Regions from separate parts of the Homo sapiens genome. Here region 2 is linked to region 1. Evidence: read pairs that join two places in POLR2A ChIA-PET (ENCODE). Cell type or tissue: MCF 10A. All regions are shown on one strand.

Evidence for each region. ChIA-PET counts read pairs that join two places held together with the same protein. Peaks named below come from ENCODE experiments on the same cell type or tissue, not always from the same donor. Only the 100,000 strongest peaks of a DNase experiment are listed, where the experiment ranks them.
Region 2: POLR2A ChIA-PET joins it to region 1 with 5 read pairs; 2 of 35 experiments call an interaction of 5 or more read pairs at or near these places.

The regions. Positions count from the first base shown.
Region 1 is chr19:13,484,537-13,489,536 of GRCh38, forward strand. The region is part of intron 1 of CACNA1A (calcium voltage-gated channel subunit alpha1 A); the gene reads right to left. Among named protein-coding and RNA genes, the nearest start is that of CACNA1A, 19 kb to the right of the region's middle. In MCF 10A, no CTCF peak of the experiment used is centred here; no DNase peak of the experiment used is centred here.
Region 2 is chr19:13,396,906-13,401,905 of GRCh38, forward strand. All of the region lies in intron 3 of CACNA1A (calcium voltage-gated channel subunit alpha1 A), which reads right to left. Among named protein-coding and RNA genes, the nearest start is that of CACNA1A, 110 kb to the right of the region's middle. RefSeq lists enhancers at 1,802-3,001, 2,324-2,468, 3,415-3,915, 3,916-4,416 and a cis regulatory region at 2,391-2,401. In MCF 10A, no CTCF peak of the experiment used is centred here; DNase peaks (open chromatin) are centred at 2,016 and 2,416.

The sequences.
Region 1 (5,000 bases):
GCCACCATGCCAGCCCAAGGCACACTTCCCTGAATGAGTGAAATCATTTCCTAATTGGTCTCATGGCTTTTTATTCTTGCTGTATTCCAATACATTCTCCATGCAGCAACCAGTGGAACTATTCACAGACATAAAATCATTGTATTACTGCTTCAGTAGCCTGACAGTGCCTTTAGGATAAATATCAAACTCCTAAGCACCTTCCACAGGACCTTTGCACATGCTGTTCCCTGTGGCCAAAACATCTTTTCCACCATTCCCACCCCTACAATAGCAGAGGCCCACTAAAGACTCAGTTTATCAGCACTTCCCTGGAAGATGTTGTTTCACATGTTTCTTTTAGAGCAAGCCAGACTTGTCCCTTTTTGCAAGGCCTATAACATTTTAAATTATAAGTAGTAATAACTATTTACATGTCATCCTTGCCAGACTGTAAACTCCATGAAAGCCATGATTGCATCTGTCATATCCGTCACTGTAACTCAGTGCCTGGCACACAGTTGGCACTCAATAAATATTTGTGGCTTCAAAGGTTGAGTATAAAAACAGACCAGATGAAAGAAGGTAAAAGTTAAACAGTCAAGAGGTTGTCTTGCAGATCATTGGGGCAAGAATGGGCTTTTTAATAAATGATGCTGGGACAATTCTTATGGAATAAAAAGGAAATTGGACCCCTACCTACCACCACATATAAAAATCAATCCCAAGCTGATTAAAGACATACAGTGAACACAACTGTAAAACTTTCAGAAATAACATAAAATATATCCATGGCCTCAGGGTAGAAATGATTTTCTTAAATAAGATACAAAGCCCACAAACTATAAAGGAAAAGATTTCTAAAATCAACCACATCAAAATTAAGAACTGTTGGTGATCAAAAGACATTATAAAAAAGATCAAAAGCCAAGCCAAGAGAAAATATTGCACAACATATAATGATGAAGAATCAGTTTCCAGGCTATGTAAGGATCACCCACAAATCAATATTTTTTTTTTAAAAGTGACCTAATCAAAAATGGACAGAGCATGTAGAGGCACTTCACAAAAAAGCAAGCTTGAATAGTCAATAAATATTTTAAACTATGTTCACTCTAATTTGCAATCGGGGGATGCAAACTAAAATCACAATGAGAAATCACCATGAGAAAGGCTATAACTTAAAAACCTGACAATACCAAGTGTTGGCAAGGTTGTGAAGCATCTTGAATGCTCACCCACCACCGGCAGGAGTGTAAATTAGCACAAGCACTTTGGAAAATTGTTTGGCAGTGTTTAGTCAAGGTGAAAATGTACAAATCTTAGTATCCAACAATTTCACACAGAGCGATGTGCTCCAGAGAGACCCCTGCAAGCGAGCAGCAGAATCCATAAACAACCAACAAAGCTGCTTATGCCAGTGCCCAAAAGAGAACAAAGTCACATGCTCATCATCAATGAATAAACAAGATCATGAAGGAGCTGCAGTGACCACAATGAGGATGAAATCTCACAAAGGTAACTGCAAACCAATGAAGCAAAATACAAAACAACTCCTCTCACATGATTTTATTCATATAAAACTCAAAACCACATAATATCTGACTATATTGCTTCAGGATGCGTACTTAGGTGGTACAACCACACAAGAAAGCAAGCGAATGGTTCCCATACAATCTCCAATAGTGGTTCCTCCAGGAGGGAAGGAGTGGCTGTGATTGAGGATGAGCATGAGGGAGAATCTGATGGTGGCCCTGTGGCTCTTGACCTGGGTAAAATGGGTGTACGCTTCATGGTTTGGTCTTTAAAATGTTCATCTATGTTCCTACACTGCTCTCTAGGTTTGTTCTGTCTCTCTCTCTCTCTCTCTGTCTGTCTGTCTCTCTCTCTCTCACACACACACATACACACACACGTCAGTTAAAGACTAAAAAAGAAAGAAGACACATACACCAACCAACAGTTTATGCTGAGAAAGAGAAAAGGGGAAAATACCCAGACAGAAAATTAAAAGATAACATAGACACAGGAAATGAAAAGAGATGACGAGTTGGCAAGACGGCGAGGGTAAGGAAATGAGAACTGGAGAGACAGAAAAAAGAAAAAAATAATAAGATGGTCAAGGATAACAGGAGAAGGGGAAGATACAAGAAGCAATATTCTCTCTCTTCTTTCTGTCTCTCTTTCTCTACCTCCATATCTCTCCCTCTCCTTCATCCCTTCCATCTTTGTCTCTCTCTCTTTTCCCTCACCATTGCCTTCCTTGCACTTCCTCCATCCAGGTCCTTCTCTCCCCTTCCATCTCTGTCTCTTTCTCACCTTCCACTTTTCTTTCTCTCTCATCTCTCTCTCTCTCTCTGTGTCTCCTCTTTGTCTCCTCTGTCTCTTCCTTCTTCCCTACACACGCAGCCTCTCTTTCTTTTAACACTTATTTATCAGGTGGCTACCCTGTGCTGGACACAGTGCTAAAAAAGAGGCCCTGGCTGGGGGAAATGGGATGGCATGGCCCACCGTGGTTCCCAAGCATCAGTGGCACGGACGCCTGCCCAGGGCGCCTCATCCCAGCTCCAGCATGGACCTGTGGGCCGCCTGCCACTCTCTCCCCATCATTAATTTCACTATCAAACACTCCCAGCATCACAAGTTGTAGGTCTTATTTATTAAATATTTAACTAGGAGAAACCCAGCTGAGATGAAACCTCTCATTTGTGGCAGCCACAGGAGAGCAGAACATGGACCTGCTGCTGGGATTAAGCCAGGCTGATGAGTAGAACCAGGGTGCCCAGAGGGGGAAACAGGTGGGGGCAGCCCCCAGTGGGGAGAGGAAGACCCAGAAATGCAGGGAGCTGGGCTTTCACACAGTCTCACCTGGATGGCGAGAGGTTGTCAGCCAGGGAAGGCGAGTTCAAAAACCCCCAAAATCAGAATAGGTCAATCTATACAGACAGAAGATTAGTAGTTGCCAGGGGCTGGGGGAGCGGGGAGAGACAGGGAGTGAGCGCTCAGTGAGTACGGGGTCTCCTTTTTGGGGTCTTTGAACTACAGAGAGGTGATGGTTGCACAACACTGAGTGTATTAAATGCCACCAAACTGTACACTTTAAAATGGTTAATGGTCAATTTTATGTTATGGGAATTTTATCTCAATGTTTTAAAAATTAAAAAAAAAAAAATCCCACACCCAAACCCATTAACCATTAGCTCTAAGGCTGCTGACCTCATTTTTTAAAATTCATGCTTATTACACAGGCACTGCTTACTATCAATCCAAGGCACTCGCTCAGCATTTTGGGTTTCTTTCTTTTTTAGAAATAGGGTCTCACTCTTGTCCCCCAGGCTGGAGTGCAGTGGCACCATCATTGTTCACTGCAGCCTTGAACTCCTGGGCTCAAGGGATCCCCCCACCTCGGCCTCCCAAGCAGCTAGGACTACAGGCATGCACCACTACACCTGGGTAATGTTTAAATGTTGCCCAGGCTGGTCTCAAACTCCTGGCTTCAAGCAATCCTCCCATTTCAGCGTCCCAAAGTGCTAGGATTATAGGTGTGAGCCACTGCATCTGACCCTACTCAGCACTTTGAATCATCCCATCATTTACTTCTCACAGCCCTGGGAGGGAGGTGCCAGCAGGTCTCTAGTTTTAGAGAGAAGGGAGCTTGTGGTTCAGAGAGGGTAAGTGGCTTGCCCAAGGTCACACAGCTCCAACTTCAGTCTACCTGCTTAGCCACCTAATGGGCTTTCTGCTAACTCTGGCTGAACTTTAGAAACCCTTGGGGAGTTTTCAAACATTCCCCACTCCAGGGGAAGCCCTGGACAAATCTCTCCAGCATCTGTGGGGGTGGAGCTTGGGGCATCAGCATTTTCCTTTTTCTTTTCTTTTTTTTTTTTTTTTTTTTTTTTTTGAGACAGAGTCCCACTCTGTCACCCAGGCTGGAGTGCAGCAGTGCCATCTCAGCTTACTGCAACCTCCACCTCCCAGGTTCAAGCAGTTCTCCTGCCTCAGCCTCCCAAGTAGCTGGGACTACAGGTGTGTGCCACCACACCTGGGTAATTTTTGTAATTTTTAGTAGAGATGGAGTTTCACCATGTTGGCCAGGCTGGTCTCAAACTTCTGACCTCAGGTGATCCACCCGCCTTGGCCTCTTAAAGTGCTGGGATTACACACGTGAGCCACCGTGCCCAGCCTCAGCATTTTTAAAGCTTCCAAGTGATTAGAAGGTGCAGTCAAGATCACCTGAGGAATCTCACTGAAGAGCAGATTGGGATTGAGCAGGTCTGGGGTAGGGGATGAGATTCTGCATTTCCAACAAGCTCCCAGGAGATGCTAATTCTGTTGGTTCAGGGACCCTGGCAACATGTCCAGTAGGATGCTCTAGATCTGCACTATTCAGCACAGTGGTCACTAAGCCACACAGGGTCATCGGGCACTTCAAATGTGGCCAGTGAAACTCAGGGACTGTTTTTATTGTAATTAATTTCTTTTCTTTTCTTTTTTTTTTTTTTTTTTTTTTTTTTGAGACGGAGTCTCTCTCTGTTGCCCAGGCTGGAGTGCAGTGGTGCAATCTCAGCTCACTGCAGCCTCTGCCTCCTGGGTTCAAGCAATTCTCCTGCCTCAGTCTCCCGAGTAGCTGGGACTGCGGGTGTGCACCACCATGCCCAGCTAATTTTTGTATTTTTAGTAGAGATGGGGTTTCACCATGTTGGCCAGGATGATCTCGATCTCCTGACCTCATGATCTGCCCGCCTCGGCCTCCCAAAGTGTTGGGATTACAGGTGTGAGCCACCACATGTGGCCTGTAATTAATTTCTAAAATTGCAATAGCCATGTGTGGCTACTGCCTACCTTATTTGGCAGCATAGGTCTCCCGGGCTCAAGAGATCCTCCTACCTCAGCCTCCCAAGTAGCTGGGACTACAGGCATGTGCCAACACCCTCGGCCAATTTTTGTATTTTTTTGTAGAGACGGGGTTTCACCATGTTGCCCAGCCTGCTCTCAAACTCCTGGGTTCAGCCTCTCAAAGT
Region 2 (5,000 bases), 88 kb before region 1:
CCCTCCCTGGTTCTGACAGTAGTCCCTTCTGCACAGCTCTGCCTCCACTGGGTTCCAGGAAATGTAGGGCTCGCGATGGCTTCTCTCTGAGGACCTCAAACAGCCGTTATCTATTTCTCTCACCTGTTCCTATCTCTTTAAGGAGTCTCTTCATGGCATGGTCTTCTTTTGAACCATCTAGAAGTTAATTCTTTTTCCTGTTAGGACCCTGATTGGTATGAGGTGGGAGGAATGAATGGTTCATGAAAGCTGCCCACCTGAAGACCTTGAAGTCCCCCCAGTTTCTGAGGTCAAAGTCTGGAGAAGCAGGATTTGATTCTAGATTTCCCTACCTCAAGAGGGAGGGATGCTCTACTGCTTTTTTTCAAATAAGACTTCAAATTGTGGGGAGAGACATTCTTCCAGATTCTTGCTTCACCCCATTGTAAGGCAAAGGCAAATCCTGAGAGCTGGAAGCCCAAGAAACAGAGGAGGTGGGTGGAAGAACTCAGGAGTGTCCCTTAAAACTGTCCTAAGGGTGGAAGAAGATAGGAATGTCCCTTAAAATTGTCCTAAGGTAGGGCTTGCAAGGAGGTGACACAGATCAAAATGTGAAGCTTGATTCTCAGTGAGGACCCACGCAGAGACTGATGTCTGTCTCTCCTTCCTGGATGCTCAGTTAGACTCCGTTTCCCAGCTCTGCAAGTGGGCGCCGCCATGTACGCTCTGGTGACATCGATCAAAATGTGGAGCTTGATTCTCAGTGAGGACCCACGCAAAGACTCATGTCTGTCTCTCCTTCCTGGATGCTCAGTTAGACTCCATTTCCCAGCTCTGCAAGTGGGTGCCGCCATGTAAGCTCTAGCCAGTGGGAGGTAGATGGAAGTCATATGGACTACTTCTGGGTCTGTCCCAGAAACATTTCTCCTGTGCCCTTCTCATGCTCTTTTCCCTTCTGTGGCTTGATATCAAGAAGCATGGAGACTTTGGAAGCCATGGGTTGAAGATGAGGAGCTACAATATGGAACAAGCCTGGGCCCCTGACTTACTGCTTAGAGGAGAGGTGCCTGCTGTTTAAGAATACATTTTTTTTTTGGCCAGGCACGGTGGCTCACGGCTGTAATCCCAGCACTTTGGGAGGCCGAGGCAGGTGGGTCACCTGAGGTCAGGAGTTTAAGACCAGCCTGACCAACATGGTGAAACCCCACCTATACTAAAAATACAAAAAATTAGCCAGGTGTGGTGGCGGGCACCTGTAATTCCAGCTACTGGGGAGGCTGAGTCAGGAGAATGCTTGAACCCAGGAGGTGGAGGTTGCAGTGAGCCGAGACTGGGCCATTGCACTCATGCCTGGAGGATAAGAGCAAAACTCCGTCGCAAAAGAAAAAAAAAAAAAGAATACACCTTTTGAACTTTATCTGTGCAAGAACGAAATTTTTATTGTTTTGAGCCCTTATGCATGTTGGGATTCTTTGTTACAGCTGCAAGCATATCTAATACACTTAATAGGAACTTATAAACAGTAACTAATACACTTGGGCAGGTAAATTGTCAGTTTCATGAGACCATGGATTTGCCTCTTTGGTTCACTGATGGATCTCTGGTGTCTAGAACAGGGCTGAGCAGGTGGAAGGGTTCAATAAGTGTTTGTTGAATGAGCTATCAGCTTCCAATTTTTCTTTGCAGCTGACTGGAAAGCAGAGAAGTATAGTAGATGCAAGCTCTGGCTCCCAGGTGGGAAAGGGTTGGGTTTATATCCTGCCTGATTATTTACTAATTGTCTACATTGGGCAATTGCCAAGCCTCAGTTTCCTCATAGGGAGGTTGGAGAATTATATAAAAGCTCTTTCTTTTTGTGGACAGAGTGAGGATTCAACGTGATCATTCATGAGAAGTGCTGAGCACACCACCTGATGCATAGTAAGTGCTCAGGAAGTAGCGGTCATGATTATCTGGACTTTTCTCATTCTCTGGGCAAACAAAAAGCACAGAAGCTGCCCCTGCAATAGGCTCTGACAAATTTCAGGCCCCGAGGGGAGGGAGGCCAGGCTTGAGCCTGGGATTATAGCCAAAGACCAGCTCAGGAAACAATATTACATTCCCATGATCCTCCTGCGATCCCAGGAGGGCTTGAGCCTCTGTTTCTTGTCCTGACCTCAGACTAACTCTGCAGAAATGCTGCTCGGGGCTTGGACTAGCTGCTCTGGTTCAGGGAGCCCCATTGAGACCTGGAACTTAGAGGGCCTGGTGGAGTCCTCAAGACTAATGTGGGGAATGAGCCATAGTTTAATTCAGGACACCCCACTTTTTTCAAGTATTATTATTATCACCAGCCTGGAGTTATGCGTGATTGGGCAGATGCCTTAGGACTGATCAGGTTTTTCTCCTCCATTAATTAAAATGTGAATCACAGCTGAGTCACTAAAGAAAACGGTTAATGAGCAATTCTGACTTCCTCCCTCCTTCCTTGCTCAGAGAGATGAGTCAGCAGAAGTCCAGATCCAAAAATGAGAAGAAGAAGAAGAAGAAGAAGAAGAAGGAGAGAAAAGGAAAAAAAAAAAAGCCCAGAAGAGATGTAGGGCTTGGGAAAGCAGGAGCAAAATGAACCTGAACCATATTATTCTTTGTCTTAGCAGAAAAAAGTTCCCAAATCGCTATCCCAAGGCCTAACGGTCAAATCCTCTAATGAGCACGACCAGTTCTCATTTTTACAGACAGACCCACAGGCACCCAGAGATGGATCCAAGCCCCAGCAATCTCCTTTCTTGCTTTCCTCAAGCAACGACAGGCTCCTCACCATGCCAAAAACAACCACCAACCTCCACCTTTCTTTTTCTGCTTCGTTTTCCCCACAAAGCCCAGGCTCTCCTTTGAATTCAGACATCATGGTCATGTTTCATAAGATAAGGGACGAGTGAGGAGCTGGGGTGCCTCCGGTCAATAGGAAAGGGCCATGGGGAGTAACAGTAGAAGATTTCAGAAGTGGGGAGGTCCCTCAGAATCAGGGAAGCTACGTAACTCAAAACATGATTCCTGGAGCCAGGCTAAGCCTGGATCCTGGCTTCGTGTAGAGCTAATCAATCTTTCTGAGCCTCAGTTGTCTCATCTGTAAAATGGGGAGAGTAAAAATACCTACGCAGTGTTGCAAAGATGAAAAAGTCAGCACCCATCAGAAGTTAACAATTATAATATTCATTAGAAAACTATGATCCAAGAATTTCTGCCTCACCCATAGGGTCACCCCAAAGCAAGATGATCAGACAGGTTGGGGAGATGGTCCTCACTGAGCACTGGCACACACACTTGAACAGGTGTGTGTGTGTGGGTGTGCAAGCTCTCATGTGTGTGCATGCAATTTCCCCTCCCAAATCAACTGATCATGTATAACACTGCACATTCGACTTTTGACTTTTGCAGGATGAATTTTCATGATGCCTATTTATATTTTCAAATTATGAGCAGGGGCTTTCACCAATTACCCCTGTCTTGACCCCTTGTTATTCAAATGATTCTCTTTTGAAGAGCCTGCAGTGTCCCAGTCCTTGTCAATTTTTAACTAGATGAATACTGTCCAGATCCCATCTGCTAATGTCTGGGGGTGTGATTTCAGCAGCTTGCCACCATCATGCTCACTGACTTTAAGAAATCTTCTATTTTTTGCAAGGTTGGTAATTTCTAAGTCAGTTTGCCTTGGACTTGTGCTAGAGTGTAAGATAATATTTAACAATCTAGAACAGTGACTCTCAACCAGGGGTGATTTCACCTCCCAGGGGACATTTGGCAATGTGTGGAGACATTTTTGGTTCTCACAACTGGGGCGCGGGCGCTACTGGCATCAAGTAAGTTGAGGCAGTGCACAGGATAGCTCCCATTTTGGAGCTAATAATGCAGCCCCCAAAGTCATCAGTGCTGTGGCGGAGAAACTCTGACCTAGAACCCAGGGGGCCATGGCGGTCCTGAGGCAGAGTCTTGCTCTGTCATTCAAGTTGGAGTAAAGTGGCGTGATCTTTGCTCACTGCAACCTCCACCTCCCAGGTTCAAACGATTCTCCTGCCTCAGCCTCCTGAGTAGCTGGAATTACAGGCACCCACCGCCACACCCAGCTAATTTTTCTATTTTTTTAGAGACAGGGTTTTGCCATGTTGGCCAGGCTGGTCTTGAAATCCTGACCTCAGGTGATCTGCCCGCCTCAGCCTCCCAAAGTCCTGGAATTACAGACCTGAGCCACTGTTGCCTGTCCAGGACTCACTTTTACAAGTAGTCAATTCAGTCAGTTCCTTAGGGACCAAAAAATGGATTATGCCAATTTTAGGGTCCTTCTGCCTCTTTCTAAACTACAATGAATTTATACTAAGCGTGGGGCTCTGCAGCCAGATTTCCTGGATTCAAATTCCAACTCTGCCACTTCCTAGCTGTGTGACCTTGGGCAAGATATTTAACGGCTCTGGGTTTCCATGTTCTCACTAATACATGTGACCAATAAAGCACCCACTGAGTAGTTGTTTGCATTAGGTAGGCTGATATGTAAAGTACTTACGACAGTGCCTGATACATAGTTGAGGCATGAGTGGGAGGTAGACTGAATCCCTGGTGCAAACATGGTGAGCTTCCCACTAAAGATTCACAAGTGGGACTGGGAAATGGCAGCCTAATCAGAGACTACATTTCCCAGCCTCCCATGCAGCTAGCCTGGGCCACATGACTAAATTCCACCCAATAGAATGCAGGCAGAAGTGTTGTTCACCACTTCCAGGAACCCTCATAAGTACCTCCCACTCCACTTTCCCTTTTCCCCAGCTGCTGTCTCAATGTAGGCTCTTAGAACAACCTTGGAAGCCACATGTTTAAGCAGGGAGAGCCTCCAACAGCCTGGATCCCTGAGTGACTGCATGGAGTCGAGCCATATTTGAGTCACCCACCACTCCACCTCATTGCACCCCTCACCAGTTTCACTTTATTATTTTTTATTTTTAGTAGAGATGGTGTCTCACTGTGTTGCCCAGGTTGGCGTTAAACTACTG